2 separate regions of the Homo sapiens genome follow, and region 2 is linked to region 1. A link is an interaction called in ENCODE POLR2A ChIA-PET data of the cell type or tissue named here. Cell type or tissue: GM12878. All regions are shown on one strand. Links, peaks and the distances in the headings refer to the core of each region. The heading gives the core; the rest is flanking DNA.

What was found. ChIA-PET counts read pairs that join two places held together with the same protein. Peaks named below come from ENCODE experiments on the same cell type or tissue, not always from the same donor. Only the 100,000 strongest peaks of a DNase experiment are listed, where the experiment ranks them.
Region 2: POLR2A ChIA-PET joins it to region 1 with 5 read pairs; 1 of 35 experiments calls an interaction of 5 or more read pairs at or near these places.

What each region holds. Positions count from the first base shown.
Region 1 is chr3:43,202,792-43,211,136 of GRCh38, reverse strand. No RefSeq gene overlaps it. Among named protein-coding and RNA genes, the nearest start is that of SNRK, 80 kb to the left of the region's middle. In GM12878, for the core only: no CTCF peak of the experiment used is centred there; a DNase peak (open chromatin) is centred at 3,356.
Region 2 is chr3:44,030,793-44,039,137 of GRCh38, reverse strand. All of the region lies in intron 2 of LOC124909489 (a long non-coding RNA gene), which reads right to left. Among named protein-coding and RNA genes, the nearest start is that of MIR138-1, 79 kb to the left of the region's middle. In GM12878, for the core only: no CTCF peak of the experiment used is centred there; no DNase peak of the experiment used is centred there.

The sequences.
Region 1 (8,345 bases), core at 2,103-4,602:
TCCTTGGTCATTTTTTTGCCTTCATTTCCTGCCCCATGAACACACTTCCCAGGGACAGTTAGGGGAAGACCTTAAAAAGCAATTTTATTTGACATCAGATCAATAGCTTGCTTAGGGAGATCCGAACTCCCTATCCAGCCTGATATGAAGTCCTCTTTAGCTATCTGGCCTCCCACTTCTGACCTGAGCAGGGAATTAAAGGAGAAAAGTCCTTGTGGTGAAGTCCTTGGGGTAGGCTTGCCAGAGCTAGCAAATAAAAATACACGGTGCCCAGTTACATTTGAATTTCAGATAAGCAACAAAAAAAGTTTCACTGTAAGTATGTCCCATGAGATGTTTGGGACATACTCATACTAAAAAAAGAGTATGTGTTATTTATCTGCAGTCCAGATTTAACTGTGTGGCCCCTATTTAATCCAGCAGCCGTAGTCTTGGGCACACCCTCCTATCTGCCAGTCTGTGGCCCTAGGAGGAACAGGAAGACTACCTGCACTTTTCCTAACCTGTTTTACCCTACAAATGAGAATGTTTTGCTATTAGTCTCCACTCACTCCAGCCCCTTCTCACTCTCTCCTGGTCCTGGCATGTGGGTCATGGGCAATAGATGGACGTGACCTTAAGTAACCCGCCTGCCAGGGCTGCTGCTGAAATGCTGCCCTTGGAATCAGCAGGGTACTTACCAAAGTGTGATGCCAGCAAAATGCTCAGTTCATAAGACAAACCAGGGCAGGAATGTGTTATAGCTGTGGGAGCATTTGATTCTTAGATAAAGGGCCTAGGATACCCAGAACGCTCCCTTGAATGCGGAGCAAAACTTCTGGGTCAACTTATTTATTTTGGTATTACTAAATACCACTTTGATTACTAATAATACCTTGCACTCATGTTGTGCTTTTCATCCAGGGATCTCTAGGTGCTTTATTAACATTTGGCAGCATAGCCTTAGAACCTTTGGATTACATAATTGTACAGAGAGTTTTGGTTTTTTTTCTGAGATCGAAGGCTTGGCCCTTCATGGAAGAGACCTAGACAGAAGTTAGAAATATTTAAGTCCAAACCTGACCTGGGTGATAGACATTTGGGTACATATTCCCCACCCCACCTTTTTGGAGTGCTAGCCTCTCAAGTATAAGATTAGTACTGGCTTCCCCACACTTGACCATGTTTTTTTTTTTAGAAACCCTCAGTATTTAGCACAATAACTGGAACATGACCAGTGCTGAGTATATGTTTGCTTAAATCAATGGATGAGTGATGAACAAATAGATGGACCTGGAAGAAAACTCTGGGTTCCTTCTTTCCTTTATATTCTTGTGGGTGGAGTGTGAGGCAGGATGCTGTCAGCCCCATGTCCCTATATCCTCAGATCCTTTCGCCCCTTCTGGGCACATCAGCTCCCCTGTGCCTCCTCCCCAGCTGCACCTGCCTTTCTTTGTTGGAGGATGGCCAGCAGCTACCAGAACCCCTTTGCCTGCATGCACCATGGGATGCAGACCTGAACCAATGGCTGGGGGATGCAGGGACAGAAATTCTCCCTCATCCCTGATGGGGACACTTGGGTGTGCCCTCTGAGAGATTGTGCCAACATCATCCTTCAGGGGACTCAGCTTGGCATCATAACCTTTGTTTGTTTTCCTACCCTTCTCAGTCCCCTTTCCCCACTCTACTTAGGATTTCCTTGAGAATACGTCCTAGTGAGTCACCTGCACCAGAATCTTCTCTCAGGGTCTGCTTCTCGGAACCTAGCTTGATTGAAATGGGGGCATTTGGATGTGTGTGTGCGTGTGTGTGTGTGTGCGTGTGTGTGTGTTTGAGATGAAGTTTCATTTTGTTGCCCAGGCCGGAGTGCGGTGGTGCAATCTTAGCTCACTGCCGCCTCCATTTCCCGCTCCCGGGTTCAAGCGATTCTCCTGCTTCAGCCTCCCGAGTTGCTGGGATTACAGGTGCCCACCACCACGCCCAGCTAATTTTTGTATTTTTAGTAGAGATGGGGGTTCACCATGTTGGCCAGGCTGGTCTTGAACTCCTGGCCTCAAGTGATCTCCACCTGCCTTGGACTTTCCAAGTGCTGGGATTACAGGTGTGAGCTACCGCACCTGGCCAAAATGGGTGCATTTGGATTTCTTGACCATGGCTCATATTTCCAATCATGCTGACTCTTTTTCCTGCAAGAGGAAGGACCTTCCAATGGAAAACAACAACAACCAATCTTACTATTGGGTGAGAAGCAATAGAAGACAAGGAACAATCAGGACTTTATATATCTACCAGGACAATTCTATAGAGTTTCAAAATGGAATTTTCTTCAGCAAAGACAGCACAGCCATGGATGGCTGTCAAGTAAGCTTCAAATTCTTATGCACACAAGCCAGCAGCCCTTCTTACAGGCTCCCCTCGAAGGGGTGGGAGAGCCTTAAGAAACCTCCCTGCAAGGACCAGAAGTCAATGGGGATGATTGAGAGATGGAGGGAGGGCTCTTTGATGGGAGGCCAGGCAGGACCTGGATCAGAGTGTTTTTTTTGCTTCCTCTTATTCAGATCAGGGAGCTTGGTAGCAAAATGGTGGGGGCGGGACACTGAGTCAATGGCAATGGCCCGTCACTATGTTTCCTGGGAAGACTTTAAACATTTGTTTAAATTCAATTCAACTTTTTTCATTTTATTTTTAGTTGACACCCAATAATTTTACACATTTATGGGATACAGAATGGTATTTCAATGCAGGTACACACCATATAATGATCACATCACAGTAATTAGCATATCCACCACCTCAAACATTTTAAAGAGTAATTTCTGCATTCCCTGGGTCTTTCTGGTCCCAAGACTTCCGATTTGTAGAGACCGAGTTCAGTTGTTTGGAGGGGCTGTTTCCCTGTCTCCATCCAGGGGTTTTAGGAAGACAAGATGGAATGGCATTTAATAACTTTTCTGACAGTACTAAAAGGGTGATGGCAGGGTTAGGTGTCCCTGAGCTCCCTGAGATTTTATTGGTTTGTAATATTTTAAGGGGCCCCAGTGATCCTTCTATAACCTACTTCAGAGGAAAACATGTATTATTAACACTGGTTTAACACTTAACTTTCTAGGGTATTTGTGGATGACACAGTCATACATCTGCCTTTTTATAGTGCTTTGCGGCAGAGCACAAGACCTTCTGGCTGACACCTCATAGATCATCAAAATTAAGGCCTCTAGGCAAGCAGAAGAAAGTAGGGTGGGGGTGGGGAGGGGACAGCAACTGGGGATGACTCAAAAGGTTTCCAAGTTAACTTTCCTTTAGAGATAGACCATTTTCATTACAGAGTAAATTATTCTTAACATTAAGATGTCCTTGTTTCCGTGGCAACCCACAACAATTTGAAAGTAATGGTTCTCGGTGGCCATACAGTAAAGTGATATTTCCTACCTGATTGGTGGCAGGCAATGATTAACTCAGAGTTGGGATCAGCCAGCCAGGGGTCAACCTCCAACTGTTTTGCATTCAACACCTCAGCCCTTCTGTGTTAAAGCCAGAAGAAATCTGGAACTCTGAGATCCAGGACTAAAGTAGGTTCTCTATCTCCAACATAAATTGTATCATTATAGTATACGAATTTTTACTGGAGACTTAAAATATTTTATTATCAGGAAACTATGACCCAAGGAAGAAAAATGTCTAAGTTTTGACTGAACTTCCCCTCTTGGTTCAGGGTTGGCTGGCAGTTTGGGATCTCCTTTGTCTGTCAATAAAAAGACAGGTAAGAGACCATATTATGTGGTTTTGGATACTCTTACGCCCGTGAGCCTCCTTCCCTCAAAGTGGCCAAATGTGACATTTGGGGAACGCCTTATTTTCCACTGCTCTTTAGCCAATCATGTCTCCAGAGCTTTATCTGGGCCACAAAACCCACTTTGTAGCAAAGGACCCAAGGGAGTAGCCATGTTTTTGTCCCCATGCACTGGGACCAGCAATATTTTTGAGAGAAAAAAAGAACCATCATAAAGAAAATTCTCTGAGAAGAGGATTAAGGGCCCCAAAACAGCCATTGGGGCAATTCTTGCTGGAGATGACATAAAACTTTGCATCTTTTCACAACGATGCGGCTGCTGTTTGCTCTGGGCTGTCAGGAATCAACAGTGTGTTATATGAAATGTAAAACCCATCCATCTGCTGGGATCCTTTTCCTTTTCTTCTTTTGTCAACGGTGTGACATTAGCAACACCATATGACATTTGCGTCATGCATCAAGTACACGCCTGTTGGTTTCCAAATGATTTGTCCAGAGAGAAGTAGAGCATTACGACCCAAAAAAGGCGGGCGAGGAGAAGGAGCTCTGCCCCCTGCTGTTGCTGATCAATAAAGCTCCCCTAAAGGCACTGTACCACGGAAGCTGGAGAAAAGCAGAAAAAGCCTTCTGTGCTCTGGGAAAAGGAAAAACAACCATGGGGAGAAGCTGCAATTGCTGCTATCGGAATGATAAAAACAACGGCCTGAAGCCATTGCCTGCCTTCATGGCCGTCCTTTCCTCGTGTCCAGGCATCCAATCTGGAGTAGTCACTACCGACTCATGTCATATTTTTTGTTCTTAAATCCTAAATGATGAGATATTTCAGTCTTCTGTCTCAGTTGTATGTGTGTAGGGGGGGATATTTATGAGGAACAACAAAACCCCTTTAAACTGTTGTTTTGATCCACCATGGCACAGAAGTCTTTCTGGTAGGTGAGACGGGGGTGTCTGCCCATAACCTTCATGCTGAGGAAGACACAGCTCCTATTTAACATTACCCATGTTTGCATGGCTAATCAGAGGGCGTGCACTGCCAGTGAGTCCATCATAAACGTGACTGAATAGGACTGGATTGTTTGGTGATGGATAATAAACTGTTCAGGGTCGATGTAAAATGCGTGGATCCATTCCTTTCCTGGGAGCCTTGCATCAAGTGCTTATCTGCTGTCGTAGTCTCCTCCTCTGTGCCCTCTCCAAGCCCTCCAATCCCTTCCGTGGCCCTCCTTCCTCCCTGCCTCCCTTTCTGTCTCCTGCCTGCACAAGTGCCAATACAGAACCTTCACTTCCCTCCGCCCCCATCATCCTTTCTCCCTGCTGACGTAGGCAGGCCAGTGTCCAGGATGAAGAAGTCTTTTCTTTTGACCCCGTGAAGGTGATGGGCAATGCCTCTGCAGGCCAGTGGGTGGGGAATGCTTTTGAGTTGTGCTGACAGAGAAACATGGGAGGAAGAGGCTTCATTGGACCCCTGCCTTCCCTCCCTCATCTAATTTGGACCCAACCAACTCCAAGGCCTCCTAGTATGAGATTCATCCCTCATCATTGTCTTTATTATTATTATTTTTTTGAGACAGGCTGTCACTCTGTTGCCCAGGCTGGAGTGCAGTGGCACAATCTTGGCTCACTGCAACCTCTGCCTCCTGGGCTCAAGCAATTCTCCCACCTCAGCCTCCTGAGTAGCTGGAACTACAGGCACCCACCACCATGCCTGGCTAAATTCTTTTTATTTTTATTTTTATTTTTTGTAGAAACGGAGAAACGGGGTTTCACCATGTTGCTCAGGCTGGTCTTGAACTCCTCAGCCTCCCAAAGTGCTGGGATTACTGGTGTGAGCCACCACTCCCGGCCCTTCATCATTGACGTTTAAGGTGTCTCTAAGCCCCTTGACCTAGGCTTGAGCAAAGTCACCACTTTAAAGAAGTAAAGTTATTGATCCCCATGATGAGGAAAAGGCATCCCAGGCTCTGATGTGTAGACCTAACCACAGGCACAAGGGGAAAGAGAAATGTGTGACACCCTCTCCCCGCCAAGTCTTTCTTCGATTTCCCCTGAGAAGCAGTTTAGCATAGTGGTTAGGGCCATGGCCTTTGGGGCCAGACTACTTGGGTCTGTGTCTTGGCCCTGCCAGTGGCGTGTTCTGTGACCCCGGGCAAGACATTTAATCTCCCAGTACCTCAAGTTTCATATCTGAAAAATGGGGTAGTAACTTACCTGCTGTATTGGGTTGTCAGGAAGATTCAATGAATAATACATACAAAGTACTTAAACTAGTGCTTGGTTATTGTAGACGCTACTTAAGTATTAGCTCTCATATTCTACCACCCAGACGGGGCCTAATTCATGAACACAGGGCCCTGGCTCAGAAGGGCTCCATATTTGGCTTACTGCTTTGCTGTCATCATCTTGAAATTCTTAATAATTTTATCTTTGAACTTATGTTTTACAAGTGAAGTCAATAAGACAATAAAGCATGCACATGAACAGAGATGTGCAAGCTTTATTTGTGTATAGCATTTTTGATGATGCCACATGAGCACAGAATTCCAGGGGATCCACAATGCAAGGGAGTTCAGTGAAACTCAAAATGAGTACAAGGGAACCATGTTACCCTATAACTGACAGCTGCGGGTAACCCAGAGAGGCCATGCTTTCCATCCAACCAGAACTTGCCTTGAATGCAGAAAGAGGACAGTGGGGTTCTAAGAACAGCCATGGAGCCCTATCATGTTCTTATTTATGTTACTTCCCTGTATTAACCAGCCACTTACACTGAAAATGATGGCAGAAGAAAAGGGAAAAAATAGGGCAAACACAGTTCCTTTTCCTTTCAGTCTTTCCTTACTCACCGGTAAGATAAAGGTGGAGAGAGTTGGTAGAATGTACATGTATCAGGAAAGGAAATAAGAACAGTTAGTTTTATGCAGCATTTCCATTGTCCTTGTAGGAAGGAGACATGTAAGCAAATATGAGCTGTAAGATACAAATTGTGGGCCTAGAGTGGTGGCTTACATCTGTAATCCCAGCACTTTGGGAGGCCGAGGTGGGGAGATCATGAAGTCAAGAGATCAAGACCATCCTGGCCAACATGGTGAAACCCCGTCTCTACTAAAAATACAAAAATTAGCTGGGCGTGGTGGCGCGCACCTGTAATCCCAGCTACTCAGGAGGCTGAGGCAGGAGAATTGCTTGAACCCAGGAGGTGGAGGTTGCAGTGAGCCAATTGCACCACTGCACTCCAGCCTGGGCAACAGAGTGAGACTCCGTCTCAAAAAAAAAAAAAAAAAAAACAGATTGTGCCATTTTGGTGTATCTGAGTTACATACTCTTATACATGCATTTAAAACTGGCATTGCATAATATAAACTAATGGTAGAATTCATGCAAATAATTTATTTATACTAAGAACAACATTACATAACAGATTTTTAAAAATGTCATGACATCAGAGAGAGATCACAGAAGAAAGACAAAAGCTTTACATTTTAGTGCTTTTAACAACACTTTCCCCCCCTTTTTTGAGCAAGGGTCCTACTTTTTTATTTTGTACTGGGCCTTGCCAATTATGTAGCAAGCCCTGCTCGCAGGCTAACTCCCTTCATGCCACTTCTCTTGAGCCTCTTGTTCAGCCTTGTTTCTCTTACAGCTTGGGCAGGGTCTGGGAGGCAGAAAGAGAATTGTTGAGGTATTTTTCAGCTGGGGTTTGACTTCCAAGGGGAAGTCAGGACTCTTTCCCCAAATAGTTTTTTGAGGCCTCATGGTGACCTGTGAACCGTACCACCCCTAGCTGAGAAAATGACAGTAGTACTCACTCTTCAGCAACCAAAATCTCTAGTTCAGTGTTTGCCGGATGTCAGGCCTGAAAGGAAATTTCAGCCAGAGGAGGAAAGGAGGAATGATAGCGAAGACCCACATTTTGCGAGGGGTCACTGCCAGCCAGAACTCAGACCTGAGGACCAGCTTGGTGCCTTGTTTAGAATGGCAAGAGTGGAGCAGGGTTGTCATTTCTCTTCCTGGGATCAAAATCAGACAAATCTCCTATTTGGCTTACCAGGCAATAAGTGGATAACGCCAGTGAATGTCAGTGCAAATTACAGCTCTGGCCTCCTGTCGTCAGCTTTGTGCTGCTTCTTGTCACTTTAATGCAAAGAGACAGCATGGAGCTGATAACAAACCAGAAGGGTGGGGGATCGGAGGGGGTAGCTGTGTCAGGGACAAGAAATACATGTCAGAGAGAATGATTCAAGACAGTAAAAACCCACACTGATGCTTTTTCTTGTTTGCCTGTTTAAGGGGTTGGGTGCAGACAATACCTCTTGAATATCCAAAACTAAGCAGCTACCTCATCTATTCATCCACCCAAGCATCCACCCACCCACCCATCCTCCTCTGTAAATGAGGGCTGGACTGAGCCTCTTGGTACACTGGAATTCTTTTTTTTTTTTTTTTTTTTTTTTTCCAGACAGAATCTTGCTCTGTCGCCCAGGCTGGAGTGCAGTGGCATGATCTTGGCTCACTACAACCTCCACCTCCTGAGTTCAAGCAATTCTTGCACCTCAGCTTCCCAAGTAGCTGGGATTAC
Region 2 (8,345 bases), core at 3,094-5,593, 830 kb before region 1:
TTCAACAAATAAGGAATGCTGACTTTCTGTCCACTTCTCAGAGATGCTACAAACCAGAAGGGGAAAAAACACAGGCTGGTTTCTTACTACCTCCAAGTCCCAGGCTAGAAAGAGAAAACAGACGTCTTTAGTGCAGGTTTTGCTCTTGGCATCTTCTTCTCTCTTTGCCTTTAGAGCAAAGGAATAGAAGAGATGGAAGAAAAACATTATTTTTTTCATCTGCAGCAGAGGAAAGTCACTTATGCTAAGAAAAGGACTTCAGGCCAGGCACAGTGGCTCACGCCTATAATCCCAACACTTTGGGAGGCCAAGGCAGGTGGATTGCTTGAAGTCAAGAGTTCGAGACCAGCCTGGGCAACATGGTGAAACTTCATCTCTACCAAAAGTATAAAAATTAGCAGGGAACGGCGAAATGTGCCTACAGACCTGGCTACTCAGGAGGCTGAGCTGGGAGGATAAAATGTGCCAGGGGAGGTCGAGGCTGCAGTGAGCCATGTTTGCACCACGTCACTCCTGCCTGGGTGACAGAATGAGACCCAGTCTCAGAAAAAAAAGAAAGAAAGAAAAGAAAAGGACTTCAGAAGTAAGCCAGTCCAGGGGAAAGAAGGAAGGGGTGGCCACTGACAGTGATAACATAATGCTGCAAAGAAGTGTCTCCGTGGATGACCTGAGGACATCCACCAGCGATCAGTGACCTTGTCTTTCTAAGGGTTATTTGTAAGGAAAATTATTGACTCAATAAGCATTTGCTAGCACTCGCTCTAGGCCAGAATCTTGGCTAAGCACTGGGGATCCAGCAGTTCCTGCCTTGCAGGAGCATTGTCTAGTGAGAGACTGCAACTCTTAAACCAAGGCTTTAAGTCCTACAACAGAAAAATGCAAAATATTATGGAAAAACATGAAAAAATGGGAGGAAGCTTAACTCTAAGTAAAATAATACAAATTTCACAGAGCATCACGGTTTAAGTCTTCTATCAGAAACACTGGCAGAGAAGTCTAATAGTGTGAAATGCATCAGAGAGAGAAACAAGGAAAAAATGGAATGTAGAAGAATTAAGGGTCAGAAACAGTTGAGAAGAAAATAAAAGCCAATAGTTACCATTTACTGGGCTGGGCACCACTGTACATGCTCTGTAGCCACTAACACATTTAATTCTCTCCACTTCCCCAAGGTGGTATTATCATCATTCCCATCAGCCCCACCGAGAAGACAGGAACTAGCTGAGAGGCACAGGTGGTTCGGTGACCACCCTCCTAACACCTGGCTCTACTTCCCAGAGAGGACAAAAGGACCCGAAGAAAACACATCCTCCTGGGCACACACGGGCTCTGAGCTGGAATGAGGGGGCTGGTTTAGAAGGAGGGCAACTTGCTCATACTTAAACCAGGCCTCAAACCCTGCTGCTCTGTCTGAATTACTGGGTGCAGACGGCCCTATCGCCATGCAACGCTGGCCCCAAACTTGCACAACCCATGCAGTGAACCAGAGCCCTTGGGTTAATTGGCCTCACACACCTTGGATGCCAGTTCATGGATTACCTAATCCAGCCTGCTCCTTGAGGGGCTGGCGAGCCCTCACTGCATCCTACCCCAAATGCCTTGCCCTAGAAGTCCTCCTAACCACATACACTGAGGAGTTCTGGGTAAGACAATTTTTTCCATCTTGTTAAATTTCCCATCAGTGGGAATGCACTTGGGATGCCATTCAACCTGACTGCCTTTAATCAGGTTGTGTCCTCAAGAGGCAGTGGTGACATCTGACAGGCCCAGACCCTCTACCCTAAATGTGTGTCCACTGACCCGATGAGATGCTGGGAGGCAGACATCCTTGGGTTTCAGTCTCAGGCCTGCTCTTAATGGCCTGTCTCCCCAGGCAGACAACTGGGCTCAGTGTCATCTTTGTAAATCGGGCAAGCTGGAAAAATGGACCAGAAGTTTCTCCCATGCCTCCAATCTAAATTGTGCACCTTAACTGAGGTTGTCTCTCCCTGTGCTTTGGCAACAGAGCCCAAGACAACTTGCTAAGTGGCTGTCATCAGCTTCTGTGCTCAGAAGTGTTCCTCTCTGGTAACAGAACTGGGGAAAGCCTGAGTCTGTGGGAGGGGTGTGAGTGGGTAGGTGAGGGCTTGTAACTCGATGACAGCCAACGGTGCCTTCCAGCCCTGAGCAAAATGCATGACCAAAACCAGAAAGCAGCAATGCCAATTCTCTGCCGATTTTAAATGTAAGCTACAAACAGGAGAAGGTATGTGGTCAGTTACTGATCCCCAAGTGTAGTCGTAAAGGAAAAAACAAACAAAATGAAATCCAATGGTTTTCTGTCCTATCAAAGGATATTGGCAGCTTTTATTTTTAATTATCTAAGAGAAAATATGCAGAATTAAAGTTCTGGGTGCAGGCAAAACTCGAATCCAACTCTGACTTCACCCTGACTTGCTATATGACCTTGGGCAACCTGTTCAGGTGCTGAGAGTCTTAAAGTTCTCAGCTGGAAAGGTGGGACAGCTATATCTCCATCAGAGGGTGCCCACAAGCATAAAATGAGATCATACATAAAAAGTCCCCAGCAGCTGCTTGTATTTGAATACCCAAAAACGAATGCAAAATTAATGTATAGGGAAATGTAAAAGGAGCCTTTGATGTGGCATATCACATAGGTGTGTCCATATGTAAGTACGTACACTAACGGTCTGTGTGTTTTATTGCTCGCACAATAGACCTCAATTTAAAAAGTTACAGGAGCAGATGCACATAGCTAGAGACATGCATGAGGATTTACTAACAACGAACAACCACTATTCATTCTTGTGATAAACAGAAACAACTTAAACATTCAGCAGTAGGTGAACAATTAAATAAATTCAGGTATCAGGTAGCTCCACATGGTAGAATATTATTTATCTATTAACATTTTGTGTTCAGAGAGGATGCTTAATGTGAGAACATGCTCAAAATAAAAGTGGGAAGAAAACAGGATATAAATCTGTATGTAGGGCTGACCTCGAATTTATGGCTCATATCTGTACAGACCAAGACTAGGGGAATTAGGTGAAGGGATTATCAGTCATATCCCTAAGGGGTATGACTATGGTTGGTGCTTCTCTTTCCTTCACAGTTTTCTGTATTTTCCAAATTGTCTAAAATGAACATATATTCCTTTTAGAATTAGAGAAAAACACATAGTAAAAAATGAATGTGTGCCGCATAGCTCTTGTAAAAAGTGGTGATGTTATAGAAATGAGGCATTCACTAAGGCACTGCACTCTCCAAAGGGCATGGTGATTGCTGTGGAACAGAAAAACATCACAACAGAGCCTTTGACTCCAACCCCAAGACACAAAAGCTGGATACTGGATTTGAAGAATATCGAAACTGCTGACTAAAAGCCTAAAAGGAATGGCCTCTGCAATCTGATTGGAAAATGAAAGACAAGATGGAAAGAGAGAAAAGCCTTCAGAATCATTTTAGAATTTTACAAGAGAAGTTTCTCCATGGAAAAAAAAAAACCTTGTTTCTAAACTATTATTACTATTGTTATTATTATTTGAGGCAGCATCTTGCTCTGTCACTCAGGTTGGAGTGCAGTGGCGTGATCATGGCTTGACCTCCTGGGCTCAAGCAATACTCCCACTTCAACCTCCTGAGTAGCTGGGACTACAGGTGTGCACTACTACACCCAGCTAGTCTTTTTGTATTTTTTGTAGAGATGGGGTTTCTCCATGTTGCTCAGGCATGTCTCAAACTCCTGGGCTCAGCCTGTTTTAGCCTCCCAAAGTGCTGGGATTACAGGTGTGAGCCACCACGCCCAGCCTCTAAACAATTTTTTTTTATGTAACATACAAGTTAGAGAATCATTCAGGATCACCTTACTGTTGTCTTATTATCATTATTTTGTAAAACAGTAAATTGTCTGAAATGTTGGCGACAGCCTAAGATTTCCGAATTTAAATAATGAGAAATTGAAGTTTACCTTCAAATAAAAAGAATATTAAATCCCTGTAGCTATGAGTACATTTACTGTGTGGGATTTTATAGTCATACCTTCCCTCTTTTAAAAAAGATCTGAACTAGAATGTCATCTTTGATTTTTGGTTTTTCTATCATAATGTCTAATGTTCCTTAAAGGGATAATATTAAAGAAGGCCAAAAAGCGAATTCCCTCTTATCCCTGCAACCTCACCATGAGACACTGGGGGAGGAGGGACTATTTAATTATTGAGGCAGAGTGGCTGAAAGCCAGTACCCTAAAAGCTTCCTATACCCACCAAACAAGATGCACCCTACAGCCCACAGCCACATCGTGTCTGTCCATTGTGCTGGCCTCACCGTTGCTCAGACATCAGGTCAGGCTGAGATCCGACCCCACCCAGGAGCCGCCATGGGCTTGGGGAGCCTACTTCATACACCCCTAGAAGAAGGGCAGCGATCTCAAGAAAAGTGTGGGAAAGCAAGGACAACCAGACATGGGGGACACCTCGCAATTCCAGGGACAGGACAGGAAAGGCGCACTGATGAAAAGGTCCAGTTACGTGAGCTGATTTCCCACAGACAGTAACTGTGCAGGTCTTCATTCAAGGCCAGCCTGGCCAACATGGTGAAACTCGGCCTTTACTGAAAACACAAAAATTAGCCGGGCATAATGGTGGGCGTCTATAATCCCAGCTACTCGAGAGGCTGAGGTGGGAGAATCGCTTGAACCCAGGAGGCAGAGGCTACAGTGAGCTGAGATTGTGCCACTGCACTCCAGCCTGGGAGACAGAGTGAGACTCTATCTCAAAAACAAAACAAAACAAAAATTAGCCGGGCATGATGGTACATACCTGTAATCCCAGCTACTCGGGAAGCTGAGGCACGAGAATGGTTTGAACCTGGGAGGCAGAGGTTGCAGCGAGCCGAGATTGCACCACTGCACTCTAGCCTGGGAGACAGAGTGAGATTCTATCTCAAAAACAAAACAAAACAAAACAAAAATTAGCTGGGCATGATGGTACATACCTGTAATCCCAGCTACTCGGGAAGCTGAGGCACGAGAATGGCTTGAACCTGGGAGGCAGAGGTTGCAGTAAGCTGAGATTGCACCACTGCACTCCAGCCTGGGCAACAGAGCAAGACTGTCTCAAAAACAAACAACAACAACAACAACAACAACAACAAAAGGTGGGCTTCAAAGCTTTTGATCTTTTCACAATTTACAATCTGGGCTGTGGTGGTTACATTTATATTCAAAAGGAGCTTTTCAGGAGAGAAGTATCCCTGGCCCCTGTCTTTCATGAAAACTGCAAATGCTGTCATTATTCATCTTATGAATTACCAGGAATGCTTCTTTCCTTCCTTCCTTCCTTTCCCATCCATCCATCCATCCATCCATCCATCCATCCACCCACCCACCCACCCACCAATCCACCTAGTCTTTATTTAGTGTACCACTCACTGTGCTGGGTGCTAAAGACACAAAGCTGGATTTGCCAAGATTCCTGTCCTTAAGGAGATCAGATTTGAGTGAGGAAGACAGGCATGAATAACAGAAATCACCTGTACCATGAGACCTACAACATCCTATGATAAAGAATTACAGGTCTTGGTGATATTGGAGAGGAAGAAGTCACAATACTGATGGGGATCTGGGAATCTTGGCCAGAGGTGTGGACTGGGGAAGGCCAGCAGATTTCGTGCCTTGGCAGCCTGCCTCCCACCCCTGGCAAAATCCAGCTTAAGACCCTCTTTAAAAGAGGTGAGTACTCTGGAGTGGCTGAATGGTCACGTGAGTGGAGGGAGGTTCTGCAGCAAAGGCAGGCTGAGTGGGGGTGACCACCTGGACTGGGCTAGGAATGCCAGCTACAGAGCTGGGCAACCATGCCAGGAACATGGGGGTGCACCAGTTCTTTCTCACTGCCCACTGGAGACTCAGCTTTCAGATCTGAGATGCATGCTCAATGGCAATGCACTGCATGTAGGGTGCAGCTGAGGTGGGCTGTGCAGCATGCCTTTTCCTTTCCCCTAGAAAAGGCAAGCCCTTGCTGGAGCAACTGAGGGCCAATAATGCAGTACTGTTTGGCCATTTTAAATCCATGCTCCCTTACTAAAAAAGTAACCCAAAAAGTCACACCCCCTCCCCCGAGAGATTCTGAAATGCACCCCCACCACAAACACACATACACACACACATACACACACATGTGCGTGCACTAGGGGAGTTGGGGTAGTGTCCTTTGGTTTATGCTGCACAAGCCCACCAGCTTGCCTGTGTTCTTTTCCCATTTCTAAATATAAAATGACAATATTGAAAACTCCTCATTAAACTACACAGCCCCTGTCCCTGGGTCACCTACAGCTCTCAAGGACCAGGTTTCCACCTTCACCCCATCTTTGAGAACTGTGTTAGAAGAATGCAAGGTAGAGATCATCACATCTGTGGCTGCAGGCAGGGAGACCCCATGGGAAGCTGAGACCTGGAATGCGATGACAAAGGCTGAACAGGCAAGGCCTGTGGGAATGGCCTGAGAGTGATTGTCTGAATTACCGGGTGTAAATGGCCCCATCACCATGCAGTTCTGAACCCAAACTTGCACAGTGTATGCATGGAACCAGAGAAGTGATAGAAGAAGAATAGACGGGCCTCAGGCAGTAGGGGAGAGGGAAAACTCAAGGATGATGCCAAGATCTGTGACTTGGACAGCCTGATGGCTGGCCGTGCTGTTAACAGAGATGGGGACACAGGAGTGGACCTAGGGAAAAGATAATGAGTTCAACAGTAGAACGGCTAAAGCTTCAGGGAGATGGTGGCTGTGGGAATACGTGGATGAACTTCCCTGGCTCCTTATTTTGGGTTGATTGACAAGTTACAAAATAAGGCACAAAGCTGAGTCCTATTTAGAGTACCTGATTCCTTGATTTCTTCCTTCCTCCCTCCTCCCTATATTGATCATGCACATATTTTTATGCGCCAGGCACAGCTAGGGTTTGGGGGATACAAGAGAGAACAGACAATCTCTTGGCCATAGGGAACTTTGTCTTTCTTACTGGACTGCTTTAAACAACAACACAAAGAAGGTTCCCTTGGAGAAGCGCCTTTTGTGCTGAGATCTAAGAACGAGAACAGAGTTAGGGAGTTAGAAGGCCTTTCCTCGCATTTTGTTGTGGGAAGAGGAAGATTGAAAACGGGATCCTACTGGGAACAAAATATTTTTCAGCATCTTGAGACCCATGGGCAGGGCCTGGGCCTCAGTCTGGGGTGGAGAGTAGAGACTCCTTTAGGAGGCGGCTGAGAATTAAACCCACTAATTCAGCACGTCCTAGTCTGTCTCACTTCACGGTTCCCAGGGCCCTTTCCCACACATTCTTTCAGTTCCTGCCAACAACTCTGTGAAATAGATGTTATTACCCTCTTTTTAGGGATGTGGAAACCGAAGCTAAGAAACCAAATCAGGCTGCTCGTCAGTCACCAGAGTCGTTAGAATACAGAACACATCAAGCCCACCTTCAGACCTACTGAATGAGAACCTCAGGTTTGTGAAGGGGTGGCCTGGGGATCTGAATGTATAATAATCAGCCCTGGCTGGACACAGTGGCTCATGCCTATAATCCCAGCATTTTGGGAGGCTGAAGCAGGAGTCTCACTTGAGCCCAGGAGTTCAAGACCAGCCTGGGGCAAAGCCCTGTCTCGTAGTCTCAGCTACTTGGGAGGCTGAGGTGGGAGGATCGCCTGAGCTTGGGGAGGTTGAGGCTGCAGTGAGCCATGATTGTACCGCTGCACTGCAGTCTGGGTAAGAGAGTGGGACCCTGTCTCAAAATTTTTAAAAATTCATTCCCAGGTGGTCTCCAATGTACCTCACCTCCATTTAGGAACCCCTGGATCTCTGGGTGATCACAGCACTGGGAGCTCCATATGACACTCTCCTCCACTGTCTCTCCATTTATCCATCATCTCCCAGTGAAGTGTTTCTTGATTGACCATAAACTCCTCATCTGGTAACTCTTCTTGGTCCAGATTTAAACCACAACCCTGGGAATCAAGCCAGCAGAGGTACTCATGGAGTCTGCATAGGGTAACCTAAGCCAGCCTACTTTGTGTCTTCCCATTGTAATGCAAATTTGTAAAGCATTTCATTCACATTATACTGATATCAATATGAATTTTTAAATGATGACCAAGAGAAACTGATAGATTTTAGAATGGTACTGTACATGGACAAAGAATCAAATGGAAAAGGGGTGAGAAAGTCAACCATTTCATATGCAAAGTGACTCTCAACAGTGCACAAGGCCAATTCACTTCCTTCTTTTGAAAGTGAACAGGGAATAATGAAGAAAGCATTTGAATAAATTATGTATGGCAGTCCCAGTTC